Linked DNA regions of Homo sapiens: region 1 is linked to region 2. A link is a loop called in an ENCODE intact Hi-C map of the cell type or tissue named here. Cell type or tissue: OCI-LY7. All regions are shown on one strand.

Region 1 (8,000 bases), 130 kb after region 2:
CCCGCGCCCTCCTCCCACTTACTCTCCTGGGGGCGCAGGGCCGGGCCGCGGGTGGCAGGGTGGGGGTCCAGGCCCTGCAGGCACTGCGAGCCCTCGAGCGGCCCCGCAACCGGCCAGGCTCCCCTGCGCTGTGGGGGCGGACCGGGCCCCCAGCCGCGATGCAGCAGCCCCCGGGGGAGACACGAGCTCTGAGGACCCTGGGTGGGCTGGAGTCGTCGGCCGCCGCGTGACCCTTGAGAGGGCCTGTGTCGCCCGCAGCGCCGCCTCGCCCCTCCCTGTGCCGGGGTAGAGGACCCCGTCGGGCGCTCGGAAGCCAGGGGCTTTCTTGCCTGAGGCAAGGCGGCCCCCACTGGCGCGGTGGGTGCTAGTGCGAAGCTGTGTCAACTAAAGCAAAGACTCATGATGAAAACAATTGGGATAGCTTCACTCGGGAGCCTTCCTGAGGACGGCGGAGCAGGCCGGCAGCTCCTTCAAGAGGCTCTGCCGCTGCTGCGTCGGGGCTCAGCCGGGTTTGGGTTGGAGAGCGCAGAGGTGCTTGGAGTAGGTCTTTTATCTTCTGAGGAGGCGGTGGCCCGGGCAGGTGGCGGCCCCGTGCTGGTCCTGCGCTGTGTCCTCGGAGCGTCCTCAGCTGCTGCGCGCACAGCCGGGGGCCGTGGACCAGGCGTCCGCACGGACACGCGAACCGGGCTGCCTAGCCTGCTGCTGGGCCTCACGGCTGCAGAGACGGCGGGAATGGTGACCGTTGCTTCAGAGTCCTTTGCTTATGAGTAACTCACCGAATTGACAGTGATTTTTATGAATTCGTTGTGTTCACTGAGGAGTTGTGGCAAAGTGAGAAAACCTAACCCGTACTTAGTTCCCAGATGTGAGTGTTTTAAACTATGTGTAACAACTAACAAAATTGACATGATGATACACTTCACGGACATTTAATTTTGATCCTGCCATTTCCTCATTTTAGAGGCGGTAACATGTTCTGGTTTTTTTCTCGTTGCTCAAACATCTTCCAGGCTCCTGCACGGCGGGTGCTGTGTCTCCGGGCCCAGGTGACCTCGGGGTGAGAAGGAAGGGGCCTCTGAGATGAGAACATAGTTTTGCTGTTTTCAGTTTATACTCAAAGCCCTGCAGTTTCCTGACAGCACAGAGCACACCTGTCACGCGAGCAGGATGAAGCCCAGAGGCTGCCTGGTGAAGTGGGCGGCGCGCTGGAAAATCCACGTAGCTTTGTTCCCTCCACGGGGAGCGTGCAAGGCCCTCTCGAGCACTACGGGAGCCTCGCCTTCTGCACAGACTTCGGAGCCAGGTGCTGGAGCGGCAGCAACTGAGGGGCGTGGATGTCTTTGCATGGTTCCCATACGTTTTTTAAACGTTAATAATGTGATTTTCAGTAAAGTGGCAGGATCAGCATTGAAGAATGGGGAGCAACTGTGAGCCGATTTCCTGCGAGTGGTTGAGAAGCAGGCTTTGTGTGGTTGGCCGTCCTTGTGCTTAGCGGCTGCTCCTGCCGGAGCTGCCTGCCTGTCTTAGAAACAACGCCGCCTCCGACTGCTAGTTAGCGGTGGCTTCCACAGGTGAAGCCCAGGCAGGTTAGTGTTCTCACAGCTAGGAAGGACACGGGCCTGGCAGGGAGCTGCAGCACAGCCTCTGTCGACACAGAAGCACTGCCGTGCGAACCCTTGCCTCCCGGGACAGCTGTTGCGCGCCCAGCAGCTGGAGCGCTGGCTCTGCGAGGGCTCTTCAGCAATGCCAGGTGCAGCTGGGCTCCACCCTCAACTGGTCCAATAGTAGCGAAAGAAACGAGGAGTGTCGTGAATCGTTAGACAGCGTCCATATGCCTAAGTTCAAATTGGAGCCGCCCAGCCCTACCTGTGGATACAAAGCTGCCGTTCAGTGGGGAGCTGGAGCCGAGGGGCCTATGTGACACCCCTGCATGTGGATGAAAATCACCCAGAGGCCCTGCCAACATTCTGGGAGGTGGCAAGGGGGCAGGGCCTCTGGGATCTGGGGTCACGAGTTCCAGGAGGCCTGCTTCTGCTTCTGCCCAGCAGTTCACTCTTCCCTCCACTGCAGCTGAAGCTTGAGCTGCTGCGGGGCCCACCTGGCCGGAGGCAGAAGGGAGCCCTCCGTCCCAGGCAGCGTCCTGGTGGGTGTCTGTCCTGTGCCAGACACTGGCCACAGAGGCTGAGAAAGGAGAGGACCCCAGCCTGCCTCTGGAGGCCCAGGGGAGGCAGTGAAGGGCCCAAGGCTGGTGATGCAGGAGTTTCCAGAGCGCAGGGAAATACAGAGCAAGAAACGCCAGCCCTCAGCTCCACTGGGGAGCCACGCAACCTCTACCGGTGCTGAGGGGTTACAAAGCTCTGTTACCAGCCCCATTCCTCCTGGATGGGCGAGGTCGGTCCGTATCACACCCCCAACCTCTTGTGCTCTGCGACCTCAGAATACACGGAGCTGTGTCCACAGGCCTCAGCGGCTGTGAGCCCCTCGCCTACACTGGGGGGTCCTCAGCTGACACCTGAGCCAGTGTCCTGTGCCCCAGTGGTGCCAGGGCAGAGTCCCCCTCCCTGACCTGACTTGTGCACCTCGTCACCCACCGCCAGCAGTGTCCCCCCACAACAGGCTTGCTCAGTACAGCACCCAACCCAAGTCCCCAGCACCCACACCCCAGTGAGTTTCCTGTGCCCTATAGGCTCAGCTGCTTCTCGTCCTCCCCCCACTTGGGATCCTTGGAACAGGGAGTGGTTCTTATTTAGGTCCCTGAGGTACCAAGCACAGGCTTTGCTCTTAGCAGCCGCCACTCCAGTGATGAAGCCGTTAGCAGACTGGCCTCTGCAGAGCTCTGCGGGGAGGTGCCTGGCTTCTCCGGCCTCCACCCTGGCCCAGAGCTGCCTCCTGAGCAGCGGATCCCAACCTGCCTGCCCCTGGGGCTGGGTCTCCAGCAGTCAGGACTGAGTTGTTGCTAGCTGCTGACAGGTGTGGGGCGAAGGGGGCGCATTTGCCGCATGTCCCCATTGGCAGCATCTCCACGCCTTCCCTTGTGACACCTCCAACCAGAATAGAGCAGGTATGTGGGAGCCCGCACCTGCTCCCCCAGCGCCCCGGGGTCGTCTTCTGCCTGCTCCTTCTGTCCTCCACACTGAAGAGTGTGCTCCAGCTGGGGATGGGCATGTGTGACGCTGGGGAATGGATACCTGTGAAATGGTGGAGTGTGCATCAAGTCTAAATAGCCGCTCGCAGGATCTGGGGGCTTTTTGTTTTCAGAAACCTGATCTGATCTTTATAAAAAGTGCTCCCCCACTCAGTCAGCCTGGGTGTCCCTCCCGTCCAGGCCAGCAGCGCTGTCTGGCTCGGCAAGGAGGGGCTGAAACTGGAGAGCCCCTGGGAAGGCTCTTGTGGGCCAGGTGGCAGCGGGGAGGGTGGCTCTTGTTCCCCGCCCTCATCCTAGCGTTCAGCAGACTGCCCCACACCACAGGTTTCCATTTTCACCCTTGGGTTAAGAGAAAAGCAGAAATAAAAAGTTTCTAATGTTGCTTGCGAAATTCAGCACTGGCCACCAAAGGCACCTGGGGCTTCTGCGTCTCTCTTGTCCCCTGGGGCTCCTGCGTCTCTCCTGTCCCATGGGTCCGTTTCTTGCTGTTTATTGCAACCCGCCTACATCGTTGGTGTGTGCAGCTGAACTCAGGCTGTTTAGGAAGCCCACGGGCAGGGCTCTGTGGGGCCCATTCCTGGTCCCACGTCTCTGGCAAGGGCTCCTCTTGAGCTGAGGCTTCTGAGCTCCTGCAGGCGGGAGTAGGGAGGCAGGTCCCACTGTCAGCCAAGCTGCAGGGTTTTTAGGAAGAAAGTGGGGGCTGTGCACCGTGGGCTCACACCTATAATCCCAGCACTTTGAGGCTGGCCGGAAGGATCGCTGTGGCCCAGGAGTTTGAAAACTCATGCCTATAATCCCAGCACTTTGGGAGGCCGGCAAGGAGGATCACTTTAGCTCAGGAGTGTGAGAGCAGCCTTGGTCCTATCTCTATAAAAAATTTAAAAACTGGCCAGGCATGGTGGCACATGCCTATAGTCCTGGTTGCTTGGGAGGCTGAGGTGGGAGGATTGCTTGAGCCCAGGAGGTCGAGGCTGCAGTAAACTGTGATGGTGCCGCTGCAGTCCAGCCTGGGCCACAGAGCAAGACCGTGTATCAAAAGGAAAGGGCTGCTGTGGAAGGGCCTCCAGTCCCCTGGCCTGGGCTGCAGGGGCCGCTGCTCCAGCCCTGCCTTCTACATGTGCCGAGATGTGAGCAGTCACCCCTGGAGATCCTCACCCCTTCTCTGTAGAACGAGGAGTTGGGCTGCCAGGGATTGGGGTCTGGGCGCGTTGCTGGTGTGTGTGTGTGTGTGTGTGTGTGTGTGTGTGTGTGTGTGTGTGTGTGTGTGTTTCCTGGGAGGAGGCCCCCACAGTCTTCGTCATGTTCTCCAGGGCCCAGTGGGAAGGAGTTGGAAGTTGGATGGAGAGAAATGTGGAGTAGGGCAGGAACCTCCTTCCTAGGAAGGAGCCTGCGGGGGACCCTGCAAGGGGTCCCAGGTTCCCAGGAGGCCTCGGGTGTGCTGTCAGAGGGGCGCTGGGGCTGGGAGTCTGTCCATGTCTTCAGCCTGGGTCTCGTGAGTTCAGGGAGTTTGAACCTGGGTGGAGAATGAGCCCCTGTGCGTCTTCCCTAACCTCCAGCTGACACGAGCTTCCGCAGACCCCGCGGTGGCGGGTGTGGGCGCTCCCCGTGCCATCTGTTGGGGACACCTCACACATCACTTGCGCTCAGCCCGTGTCGCGGCTGCAGGAGCCACCAGACCTTGTAAATACTCGGATGCCCACATCTGCTCGTCTGTGTCTCCCTGTGGCTGTGCATCAGACCTCACGCGTTTAAAACGTCCTTCTGAGAAGGGGCCACAGGCAGGTGCCACCCATTGCCACGGCACCATGGCAGGAAGCGTCCCATGCTCTGCAGGGGTGGCAGGAAGCGTCCTGTGCTCCGCAGGGGCGGGGCGGCCGCTCTCCCTGTCCTCCAGGAGCTCACGTGTGCCTGCCTGTGAGCGCCTCGACGACAGAGCCGGCGCCTGCCCCAGTGTCTGCGCCGGGACCATGGAGTGGCCAGCTCGCCGCGGAGACGTCGCCGCGCTTTGTAGCAGCCCCTGGACTCGTATGCGTGGGTCTTCTGATGCAGTGTGTTTTATTCGGTATCAACATGGAAGGGGGAGAGCATGGGATGTTCCACTGGTGTCCTAGGGAGGAAGTAACTGGGGAGGGAGGACGGTTGGGGGGGATTCACCTTTAAAGAATTTGAGAGCTTGTTTATTTTGCAGAATAAGAGTAAATTAATCCCCTGTGTGTTTCTGATCATTAAGAAGACCACATCGATGCTGTTGGTTGTGGGACTGTCATTTCAGAGTCCGGATCCGAATGTGGTCCTGGCTACTCTGCGAGGGTTGCCGTGGGAGGAGGTGGTGGAGGGCACGTGGGCGTCCCGTGTTCCCTCACGACGGCCGTCACCTGCGATTGCGTTAAAATAAAAGGCTTAATTTAAAAAACTCTTGTTTCTCAGAAAAAGCAGTTTACTACTGTGAGTTAACGCCGTGGGATTCTAATAATTGAGGTGACAAATCTGATTAAGGTTTTCTTTAAATTGGAACAGAATCCGTACGGGTGCCCCATGAGAGGGCTGTGGGACGTGGGACCAGGCTCCTGACCTTGGAACCCCTGGGTGGGGTCTGAGGCGATGCAGGAGAAAGAGGAGCTCGTGGTCCAGGAGGCGCCCGTGGGTGGGGACATGCCTCCCCGCAGGCCTGCGTCTGTCCTCGTGGGACGGGGCCAGGCTTCTGGTCCTTCCCTCCTGAGCTGCCGTCACCACCGTGGCTCACGAACAGTGCAGCGGGGCTCCTGGTGGTCTGCGAGCAGACTCCGGTGGACTCAGGGTTGGTTGCCCTGTCCAGGGGGCCTCGAGTGCTCCAGGACATGGCCTGTCCGATGTGGCCCAGGCGCCACGCCTGTGGGCCGTCATCGCTGTCACCTGGGTGTGCCGAGGGACTTGGGCTTTCCTGCCACCCCCGCGGAGGATCGAACCTTGTGACCCAGGCCGAGGGAGCTGCCCTGGGTGCCCCTCAGGCTCCTGCTCCCCAGGACTCAGTTTATACCCCAAAACCCAGCCTCGCCCCGCGGAAGGGCGCGCATCCCAGTGTGTTTCCCTGTGCCAGGCACAGTTCTCGCTGGGCGGGTATTTTTGCCGCATGCTTTCTTTTAGTGCGCTGTTTGTGTATGGTTGTTGGTGAGCTGTGGTTTCTGTCTGGTGACAAGTAGGGAGGGGTTAGGGGGGTGGTGTCCTGCCTCCAGCCGACCTGCCGGGGTTCCCAGAGGGCACTGCGGTGGCAGCAAAGCCAGTCACACTGGGGCTGGCAGATTGTCCCTCTCCCATCCAACAGCATGGGGAAATGATTGATGACTGACAGCTGCTGAAGCCCTACTCCTGTGCGGTGGATGGACAGTGCTCCCTGGGGTCCCAGCTCCAACTACTGGCATCTTGTCAAAGCAGCAGCCCAGGTGGCCACCACTGCCGATCAGACTTAATGGATGAAGACAGGAAGGCTGGGCAGAGCCCTTCAGCTTCCGACTCTGGTTCAGTCACTGAAATCCGCAATATCATCTCTGTCAAGGTCAGGTCCTACTGCCACGATGAAAAGGCTTCTGGGGAAGAAGAAAGAAACCTGCCCCATGGGTGCCAGCCTGGAGGTCCACACTAGAGGTCCCTGCTGGGAGATCCTCAGCCTGGAGGTTCCCAACCTGGGGGTCCGTGCTGGGAGGTCCCCAGTCTGGAGGTCCCCAACCTGGAGGTTCTTAACCTGGTGATCCCCAACCAGAAGGTCCCTACTGGAATGTCTCCAGCCTGGAGGTTCCCAACCTGGAGTTCCCTGCTGCGAGGTCCCCAGCCTGGAGGTGCCTGCCTGAAGGTCCCCAGCCTGGAGGCCCTGCTGGGAGGTCCCCAACCTGGAGGTACCTGCCCGAAGGTCCCCAGCCTGGAGGTACCTGCCTGAAGGTCCCCAGCCTGGAGGCCCTGCTGGGAGGTCCCATCTGAAGGCTCCACCTGGTGGTGTCTTTCGTAACCCCAGTCCCCAGCTCTGCTGTATCAGGACGTTACAAACGGCCTGATTGCCCCCAAGAAAGTCGAGGGGTCCTGACCCCTGCACTCCTCCGTTTCACACAGCCTGGGGAGCCCAGAGGAGCAGGACATCCAAGGCCCAGGCCGTCTGCAGGGGTGGTCAGCAGACGGCAGTGATGGGCTGGTGTCTGCCCCTGAGATCAGAGGTGAACAGGAATGGGAGCCTCTGTTTCCTGCAGGTCCTCCCTGCTCGGGAGGTGGGTTCGGTAAGGGCTGGGTTTACTGTCATTCATTTCCTTACATCATCTTGGTCTTAGCTGTGTGAGACTAGCTGTCCCTGCAGTCTGGGAGGGGTTGGCCTGTTCCCCAACCCGCTACAGCCCCCTTGTGTGTGGTATCCGCCAGACATATCTCGATAGTGGGGGCTCCAGGTGGGGGCGCCGAGGGGCCCTTGGGTGGAGACGCAAGATGGGGCAGCGGCTGGCGAGAAGCGAACCTAGGGGGCTCCTCTCTGGGGCCCAGGAAGAGTTCTTGGAGAGGCTGTCCTGGCTCTGACAGGAGAGCGGGCCTCCCCTTTGGTGGGCGTGCTGGGCGGGGCCCCAGGCTGCAGGAGGACTGTGATGGGAGCAAGGGGTGCCCCCTCTCTCAGGGAGCCCCAGGAGGGCAGAGGCTGCAGCGCGTGTTCACAGGACGGGAGCATGAGGGAATGCACTCCGCGGCGTGGGAAGAAACAGTCGTGGGGACCAGGGCATCGCACGCGGGGCCTGCCGCATCCATGCACTGCTGGGCCTGGTGCCCGTGTTCCCGCAGAGCAGCAGACACCACCACTCCGCCGGCCCTTGGATCTCTCCTCAGTGGGAAGAGAGGCTGGGGACGGGCC
Region 2 (8,000 bases):
CCAGATACCAGACGTGGTGGTTGGTGATCACATTGACAGAGACTGTGACTCTCACCCTGGGAAGAAGAAAGAGAAGGTAAGGACAGAGCCCGCCTCAGTTCCTTCATCTGGGAAGCCTGGTTTTTCCTTGGGAAGAGTCAGTTTGCTACCTGAAAATTACTCCCAATAGTTTATGTACAAAGTAGAAAAGAAGAGTCCTAACGCTGCGTTATCCCTGTCCTAAACTGCGAGGGGCCTGAGTTTTCAGTTTTATAAATGTTCTTTAATATGAGGGATCCCAGGTCAGGTTCGTCTTTCTTGACTGGAATTTACTAGTTTCCCTCCTGAGATGGAGAATTCACATGGCTTTCTAGATCCATTCTGTTCATGTGCGTTTCATTTGTTTGTTTGTTTGTTTGTTTGTTTTGAGACAGTCTTGCTCTGTCACCCAGGCTGGAGTGCCATGGTGAATGGTGCCGTCTCGGCTCATTGCAACCTCTGCCTCCCGGGTTAAAGCGATTCTCCTGTCTCAGCCTCCCGAGTAGCTGGGACTACAGGCGCATGCCACCACATCCAGCTAACTTTTGTATTTTTAGTAGAGACAGGGTTTCACTATGTTGGCCGGGCTGGTCTTGAACTCCTCACCTTATGATCTGCCCGCCTCAGCCTCCCAAAGTGCTGAGATTATAGGTGTGAGCCACCACGCCCAGCTCAAGGAGCTTCTCTAGTGAACTGGCTGCTGTCAGGCTTAATCCGTTCCTAGTCATGGGTCCTGGTTGGTGGTTACCAACTATCTTAGTATATGATGTTCAATACTTTACAGTTATATTACCATAAACCAAATAACTTTTGGTCTCAAACATAGAGAATAAAATCAGTGTTCCTTAGTCTGCCACACAAAATTCTCTGTGCGGAAGCTTGCTCTGGTCCCCACTTTCTGGCCCTGTCTAGCTCTCCCTGCTGTGGCTGTGCCCTGGGACCCTCAGCCTCTGGAGGTCTCTTAAGCCTCTGAGACATCACAGCTCTCTGGCACACCCGCTTCTTCCACATGACACAGCTTCCCTTGCTGGGGGCTCACCCAGCACTGCCCCAAGGCCCCCACACAGGAATGCCCTCCCGGCTGCTCCTGGCCCGCTGTGCTCCTGTCCTTTTGGTGGGCACGCCCTGTGTTCTGCCTGCATCCCTGCACGGGTCCCTCCTGCATGGTCGCTCAGCATGGCCATGCCTGCCTGCCTTGGCCGGAGGGCCACCCCCGGCTGCTGGAACCCTCCCCACTCTCCTCACTGCCTTCCCCTCTTGGAGTTCTGACTCCTAGGACTTTATATCGCTGCCTACATCCTGGCACCAAAAAAAAAAAAAAAAAAAATGACCGGTGGGTACTGGGACATGATAGATATTCCCTTGATGGGGACAACCTCCACTGTCCCAGGGCTCCTGGAGCCAGTGCCTCTGTGGGGCTTGCCTGTCATCTGTGCTTGGCCTCCTTCCCTCCCGCTCCCTGCTTCCTGGCTGCCTCTCTCTGTTGTCCTCCCAGCAGCACCTCCGGGCCATCTTCACGGGAATCCCCAGCTTCAATGCTGACCGGCTTTTTTTTTTCTTTCTTTTTAAAGGGACGAACTCTTGCTCTGTCGCCCAGGCTGGAGTGCAGTGGCACAATCTCAGCTCACTGCCGCCTCTGCCTCCTCTAGCAATTCTCCTGCCTCAGCCTCCCAAGTAGCTGGGATTACAGGCACCACGCCACCATGCCTGGCTAATCTTTTATATTTTAGTGGAGATGGGGTTTCACCATGTTGCCCAAGCTTGTCTCGAACTCCTGAGCTCAGGCAATCCACCCATCTTGGCTTCCCAAAGTGCTGGGATGACAGGCGTGAGCCACTGGGTCCAGCCCCATGTTCTTCTTACCTGCACTGAGATGGTCAAATGAAACTTTGCATCTGTACTCTGTGCAGACAGGAACTGTGTCCAGTTTAAATGGGAATGTTCTTACCGGAGGCTGTTAAAGAATTTAAGGCCAGCACAGTGGCTCACACAGGTAATCTTAGCACTTTGGGAGGCCAAGGCGGGAGGATCACCTGAGGCTGAGTTTGAGACCAGCCTGGGCAGCATGGCAAGACCCCATCTCTGTGAAAATAGACAAAATTAGCTGGACGTGGCGGTGTGTGCCTGTAGTACCAGGTACTAGGCTGAAGCAGGAGAATCACTTGAGTCCAGGAGGCAGAGGTTGCAGTGAGCCAAGATCAAGCCACTGCACTCCAGCCTGGGCAACAGAGCGAGACCCTGTCTCCAAAAAAAGAATTGCTTGTTGAAGTCACTTTGCTCTCTTAGATTTTTACATACCGTTGCTCAAAAGAGGGCTGCAAGAAGAAAGAGATGCTGCAGATGGTATGTGCCCAATGTCACGGCAACTTCTGTATCCAGCACAGACACCCTTTGGACCACAGCTGCAGACACGGGAGTCGCCCCACCATCAAAGCTGGGTGAGAAGAGACTCCGCTGCGATGGCTCGGAGCACGCAGTAGCATGCGTGGAAGCAGCTTACACTCTAGTGGGAAGTGGAGCCCCATTGAGCACCATCCCACACTGGCTGCTGATCTTGTTTGTTGAGGGAGATGGGACTATAATAAAATTGAATGCTGAAGTTGATTCTAGTTGTTCTCATTGCCCACTGCTGCCGTCACCAAGTACTAAAAACTGGGTGGCTCAAACCATAGAAATCGGTTCTTTCACAGTTCTGGGGGCTGGAGGTCCAGGCGCAGGATGTCGGCAGGGCCAGCCCCTTCTGAGGGCTGCGGGGAGCATCGGCTGCGTCTCCCCAGCATCTCGGGGCTCGTCAATGCACAACCCCCGTCTCCACCTTCATCTTCACATGGCATTCTGTGTGTGTCCCGACTTCCCCTTTTTGTAAGGATGCTGGTCATGTGATCCCACAGTCGTGACCTCTGAAAAGACCCTGTGTCCACAGAAGGTCACACTCTGAGGTCCCGAGTCTAGGGCTCCAGCATGTCTTGTGGGGACATGATTCAACTCGTAATGCTAATGTTTGTCAAATCGAGAAGCATCTGTATTTGCCTCAACTGTTGCACCTGGTGGTGTCTGGCGTCCATCCCTGGGCCAGGCCAGTGGTAGTTGCTTACCTGCAGGAAGCTGTGTGGGTTCTTGCGGTCAGCACATGGAGGCTGAGCTGATCCATCCACCCTCTCTGTAGGTGCTCACCCATGACAGTCTCTGAATCCAGGCCGTTGGGAGATTTCCTCACCCTGGCTCCTGGCGGGCTGGCCCAGCGACTCGGGTACTGGTTCACCCGGCTCATGTGAACGCAATTTCGTCTGTGTGGGGTGCTGCAGCTCTTGGTTGGTGAACACGGAAAGGTTGCTGTGTGTAACTGCACAGTGTGACGCGATGCTCCAGTGGTGCGACTTCGTCAGGATGGATGAAGGACACAGGACTGGGACCCCAAGTTACAGAAGCAGCTCGCTCCAGCACAACCTTTCGGCAGCAGCAGCATCATACAGCTGGTTTCTGAAACACCTTTTCTGCCCTCCAAGATCCTCTGACATGATCAACATTCCTGCATCATCAAGACAAACCTGAAAAGAGCTGTTCTTTGTTCTTTTTGGTGGAAAGTGATGAGGTCCTTCCCGTTTGCACTGCCGTGTGGGTTATTTCCACTCTAGGTAACTTCCGCCTTCAGGTACTCCCCATACTTCTAATGGCCCAGCAGCACCTCCGGGCCATCTTCACGGGAATCCCCAGCTTCAATGCTGGCTGGCTTTGCTTTTTTTTTTTTAAAAGGGATGAAGTCTTGCTCTATTGCCCAGGCTGGAGTGCAGTGGCACAATCTCAGCTCACTGCCACCTCTGCCTTCCAGGTTCTAGCAATTCTCCTGCCTCAGCCTCCCGAGTAGCTGGGATTACAGGCACCAAACTGCCATGCCCGGCTAATCTTTTATATTTTAGTGAAGATGGTTAGCCTGAAACCTTGAAACTTCCCCACTGAAATACACAAACTAGGCCGGGCGTAGTGGCTCACACCTGTAATCTCAGCACTTTGGGAGGGCAAGGTGGGTGGATCACCTAAGGTCAGGAGTTCAAAACCAGCAAACACCAGACAGCTCACTTGCGCTCTTCACCATGTCACCTCTGTAACGATGTGACTATCTGGCCAAGAAGGGGGAAGGACATCCACCTGCCTGGCCGAGGGTTCTTGTCCAGCGGCGGCCACAGGTGCTACTCGCATTGTTTGAGGGCACAGCTGCGTGCCCGTTCCTGACCTCCAAGGGGCTGGGACACTGTGTGAGAGAAGGTGTGTCTTCCTGGACCACTTGTCCCTGCCACGGTCAACTTCTTAAAACAGGCACAGTTCAGCCAGGCGCAGTGGCTCACGCTTGTAATCTCAGCACTTTGGGAGGCGGAGGCAGGCGGATCACCTGAGGTCAGGAGTTTGAGACCAGCCTGGTCAACATGGTGAAACCCCATGTCTACTAAAACAAAAATTAGCCAGGTGTGGTGGTGGTACACGCTTGTAATCCTAGCTACTCAGGAGGCTGAGGCAGGAGAATCACTTGAACCTGGGAGGCGGAGGTTGCAGTGAGCCCAGATTGTGCCACTGCACTCCAGCCTGGGCAACAGAGCAAGACTGAATCTCAAAAAAAAAAAAAAAAAAGGCACAGTTGTCAGCAGCCAGCAAGCCCGAGAGCTGCTTTGCACCTGGATCTATTTCAGCACCAACAAGAAAGTTGCAAAATGCCACCTGTTGAAGATGGCTCTGTCCAGTGATGAAGCAGTGGAAACTTCCAGAAGTGACTTAAAACTACAATGGCAGGAACTAGGGCTTCCACAAGTGCCAGAGATTACAGGAGACTGGGTTTTATAGGTTTGAAGAGCAGAAAGCCAAAACGGGAGGGAAGGGGGGTAGTGAGGTGCACAGTCCTTTGTGGCTCAGATGACAGATGCGGCCTTCGTGGCCTGACACTTTCCACCACCGTCTGATTTTGTGAAGTGATGAACACGGGTAACGTAAATACTGGTGTTAGATTTATACTGACAGCCGCTCTGCTCATCAAGAGTGCAGTGATTTCCTGGGAACTTAGGGGGTGTCAGGGAATAAGGTGAAACAAAATTCCCCCAAGTTCTGTCCTGTTCTGAACTGCCCTGGCCATCCAGCTGTGCCCACCAGATGTCCCGCTGAGACAGTTCACAAAAACACAAGCCACTGCCTTTTTTTTTTCTGCTTTCACCATCTAAAAATGTAACGGGAAGGGTTTGTATTCTGTTGGCGTTCTGCAAAAAGGTGGTCAGACCTGCAGTCAGGGGAACGATGTTTCTGTCGATGACGGACCGTGTATATGTTGGTGATCGCAGAACATACTGTATTTTCACTATATCTTTTTTTTTTAATCTGACAAACTTTTTTGCTTTTATTTTAATTGACATAATTGTACATATTGATGGGGTACATTGTGGTATTTGGAGGAGTTTGAGACCAGCCTGGCCAACATGATGAAACCCTGTCCCTACTAAAAATACAAAAATTAGCCGGGCGTGGTGGTGCATGCCTGTAATCCCAGCTACTTGGGAGGCTGAGGCAAGAGGATCGCTTGAACCCGGGAGGCAGAGGTTGCAGTGAGCAGAGATCGTGCCATTGCACTCCAGCCTGGGTGATAGAGCAAGACTCCATCTCAAAAAAAAAAAAAAAAACTTAAGAACAAGCTAGTCACCCTGCAGTCCCACAGAACACTGGGATGGAATCCTCCCAGCAAGCTGGACCGCACCACGCCTAGGTTTGGAAGCACAAACACGCAGCGCCGTGCCGCAGTGGCCTACAGCATTCAGCGCAGTAGCACTCTGCACGCATTTGTAGCCTGGGAGCCACAGGCTATGCCCTACAGCCTGGGTGTGGAGGAGGCCGCACCATCGAGCTCTGTGTAAGTCCCTGTAGGATGCTTGCACGACAATGCAATCACCTGGCCGTGCACATCCCTGACGGTGGGTGACATGTGACCGTTGCTATGCTTATTTCATGGTGTCTGTCCTAGGCCGGCGGTTCCCAAGCCCTAGCCTGTGTCAAAACACAGGGCTCCTTACGGGAGGGTGCTGGACCCCACCCCGAGGCCCTGGTTCTGTGGTCTGAGGTGGACTCAGGTTTACACCTGGAGCTGCCCGGGTGACACGTCTGGTCTGGGACTGCACTTGGACAAGCCACTTCCCTGCGTCTGCAGCACCTCTGGCCTCGTGTGCTGTGGAGCAAGGAAAACGCAGCCAGCACAGTGTTCGGTGTGGTTAAGTTTAAAAACCACTAACTTGGTTCAGTCAGTGGAAAACAGGTACGTTAGGAACCTGGGTGTGTGAACTGTGAATCTGCAGATCAGGTGTTCTAATGAAAAAATGTTTTTAATTTTTAAAGTCTTGAGAAACAAAGTTCTGATAATTTAATGTCCAAACTGAGATGTATCCAGCCGGGCCCAGTGGCTTATGCCCGTAATCGCAGTACCTTGGGAGGCTGATGTGGGCGGATTGCTTGAGCCCAGATGTTTGAGATAGGACTGGGCAATGTAGTAAGACGTTGTCTCTCAAAAAAAATAAATAGCCAGACAGATGGTGCATGCATGTGGTCCCAGTTACTCAGGAGACGTCAAGGCTGCAGTGAGCTGTGATCACACCACTGCACTCCAGCCTGGGTCACAGAGAGCAAGACTGTCTCATTAAAAAAAAAAAAAAAAAAAAAAAACAAAACAAGGCCAGGCGCAATGGTTCACGCCTGTAATCCCAGCACTTTGGGAGGCTGAGGCGGGTGGATCACAAGGTCAGGGTTCGAGACCAGCGTGGCCAACATGGTGAACCCTGTCTGTACTAAAAATACAAAAATTAGCCAGGCATGGTGGCAGGTGCCTGTAATCCCAGCTACTCAGGAATCAGGAGAATCACTTGAACCCAGGAGGGAGAGGTTGCAGTGAGCCCAGATTGTGCTGTTGCACTCCAGCCTGGCCCACGGAGTGAGACTCTGTCTCAAAAAAAAAAAAGTATCCAAAACACACTGGGCTTTGAACATAATACCAAATTATCTATCTATCTATATCTCACTGTTAAAGGTATTGTTTACATGTTGCCTTTATTGTAGAGTGGGGTCCAGGCACCCACTGGGAGGCTTGGAACAGATCCCCAGAGGATAAACGGGGACTGCTGTATAATTTTTGTAGCACAGAGTTAGAAGTGTGTGTATATTTCTAGAAATGCAAATAAAACCAAGGCCTGAAGAGTAAAAAAATATTTACATGTTGAAATAATATTTTGAATATGCTAGGTTAATAAAACATTAAAATGAATTTCACTTGGGTTTTACTGTGACTGCTCAAAATTTTGAAACTGGGTGGTCAGCTCGGTGCTGTCCCTGTTAGATGGCGTTGTCTAGCTCTCCCACCAAAGGCCAAACAGCCCTGGCACATTTTCTCAGCGGGGAGAGGCGGCGCCTGGTTCATGCATTGCGTTTTCTGTCTTCGATTTGACGGAGTATTGAAGTATAAAACTTAAGAGTGCTCTCCCTCTCCCTCTCCCTCTCCCTCTCCCTCCCCCTCCCTCTCCCTCTCCCTCTCCCTCTCCCTCCACGGTCTCCCTCTGATGCCGAGCCAAGGCTGGACGGTACTGCTGCCATCTCGGCTCACTGCAACCTCCCTGCCTGATTCTCCTGCCTCAGCCTGCCGAGTGCCTGCGATTGCAGGCGCGCACCGCCACGCCTGACTGGTTTTCGTTTTTTTTTGGTGGAGACGGGGTTTCGCTGTGTTGGCCGGGCTGGTCTCCAGCTCCTAGCCGCGAGTGATCCGCCAGCCTCGGCCTCCCGAGGTGCCGGGATTGCAGATGGAGTCTCGTTCACTCAGTGCTCAATGGTGCCCAGGCTGGAGTGCAGTGGCGTGATCTCGGCTCGCTGCAACCACCTCCCAGCCGCCTGCCTTGGCCTCCCGGAGAGCCGAGATTGCAGCCTCTGCCCGGCCGCCACCCCGTCTGGGAAGTGAGGAGCGTCTCTGCTTG

What was found. Hi-C counts contacts between places; a loop is a spot of excess contacts. Peaks named below come from ENCODE experiments on the same cell type or tissue, not always from the same donor. Only the 100,000 strongest peaks of a DNase experiment are listed, where the experiment ranks them.
Region 1: it touches region 2 in a loop (2.1-fold over the local background); 3 of 110 quality-filtered maps call a loop at or near these places.

What each region holds. Positions count from the first base shown.
Region 1 is chr7:1,020,038-1,028,037 of GRCh38, reverse strand. The region is part of intron 2 of CHLSN (cholesin); the gene reads left to right. It overlaps MIR339 (microRNA 339), which reads left to right and starts at 5,012; the gene lies at 5,012-5,105. RefSeq lists silencers at 1-41, 72-281 and enhancers at 1-493, 4,344-4,901. In OCI-LY7, CTCF peaks have their summits at 1,555, 3,051, 6,939, 7,139 (motif pointing left) and 1 weaker place; DNase peaks (open chromatin) are centred at 1,087, 1,717, 3,557, 7,097 and 5 weaker places; H3K4me3 peaks cover 4,689 bases; H3K27ac peaks cover 5,165 bases.
Region 2 is chr7:1,147,529-1,155,528 of GRCh38, reverse strand. ZFAND2A (zinc finger AN1-type containing 2A) reads left to right here. Exons shown (of 5, transcript NM_182491.4): 4 at 1-76; 5 at 2,305-2,622. The coding sequence ends at 2,460. Among named protein-coding and RNA genes, the nearest start is that of ZFAND2A, 8.7 kb to the left of the region's middle. In OCI-LY7, no CTCF peak of the experiment used is centred here; DNase peaks (open chromatin) are centred at 3,668, 4,148, 4,708, 6,208 and 1 weaker place; H3K4me3 peaks cover 523 bases; H3K27ac peaks cover 4,303 bases.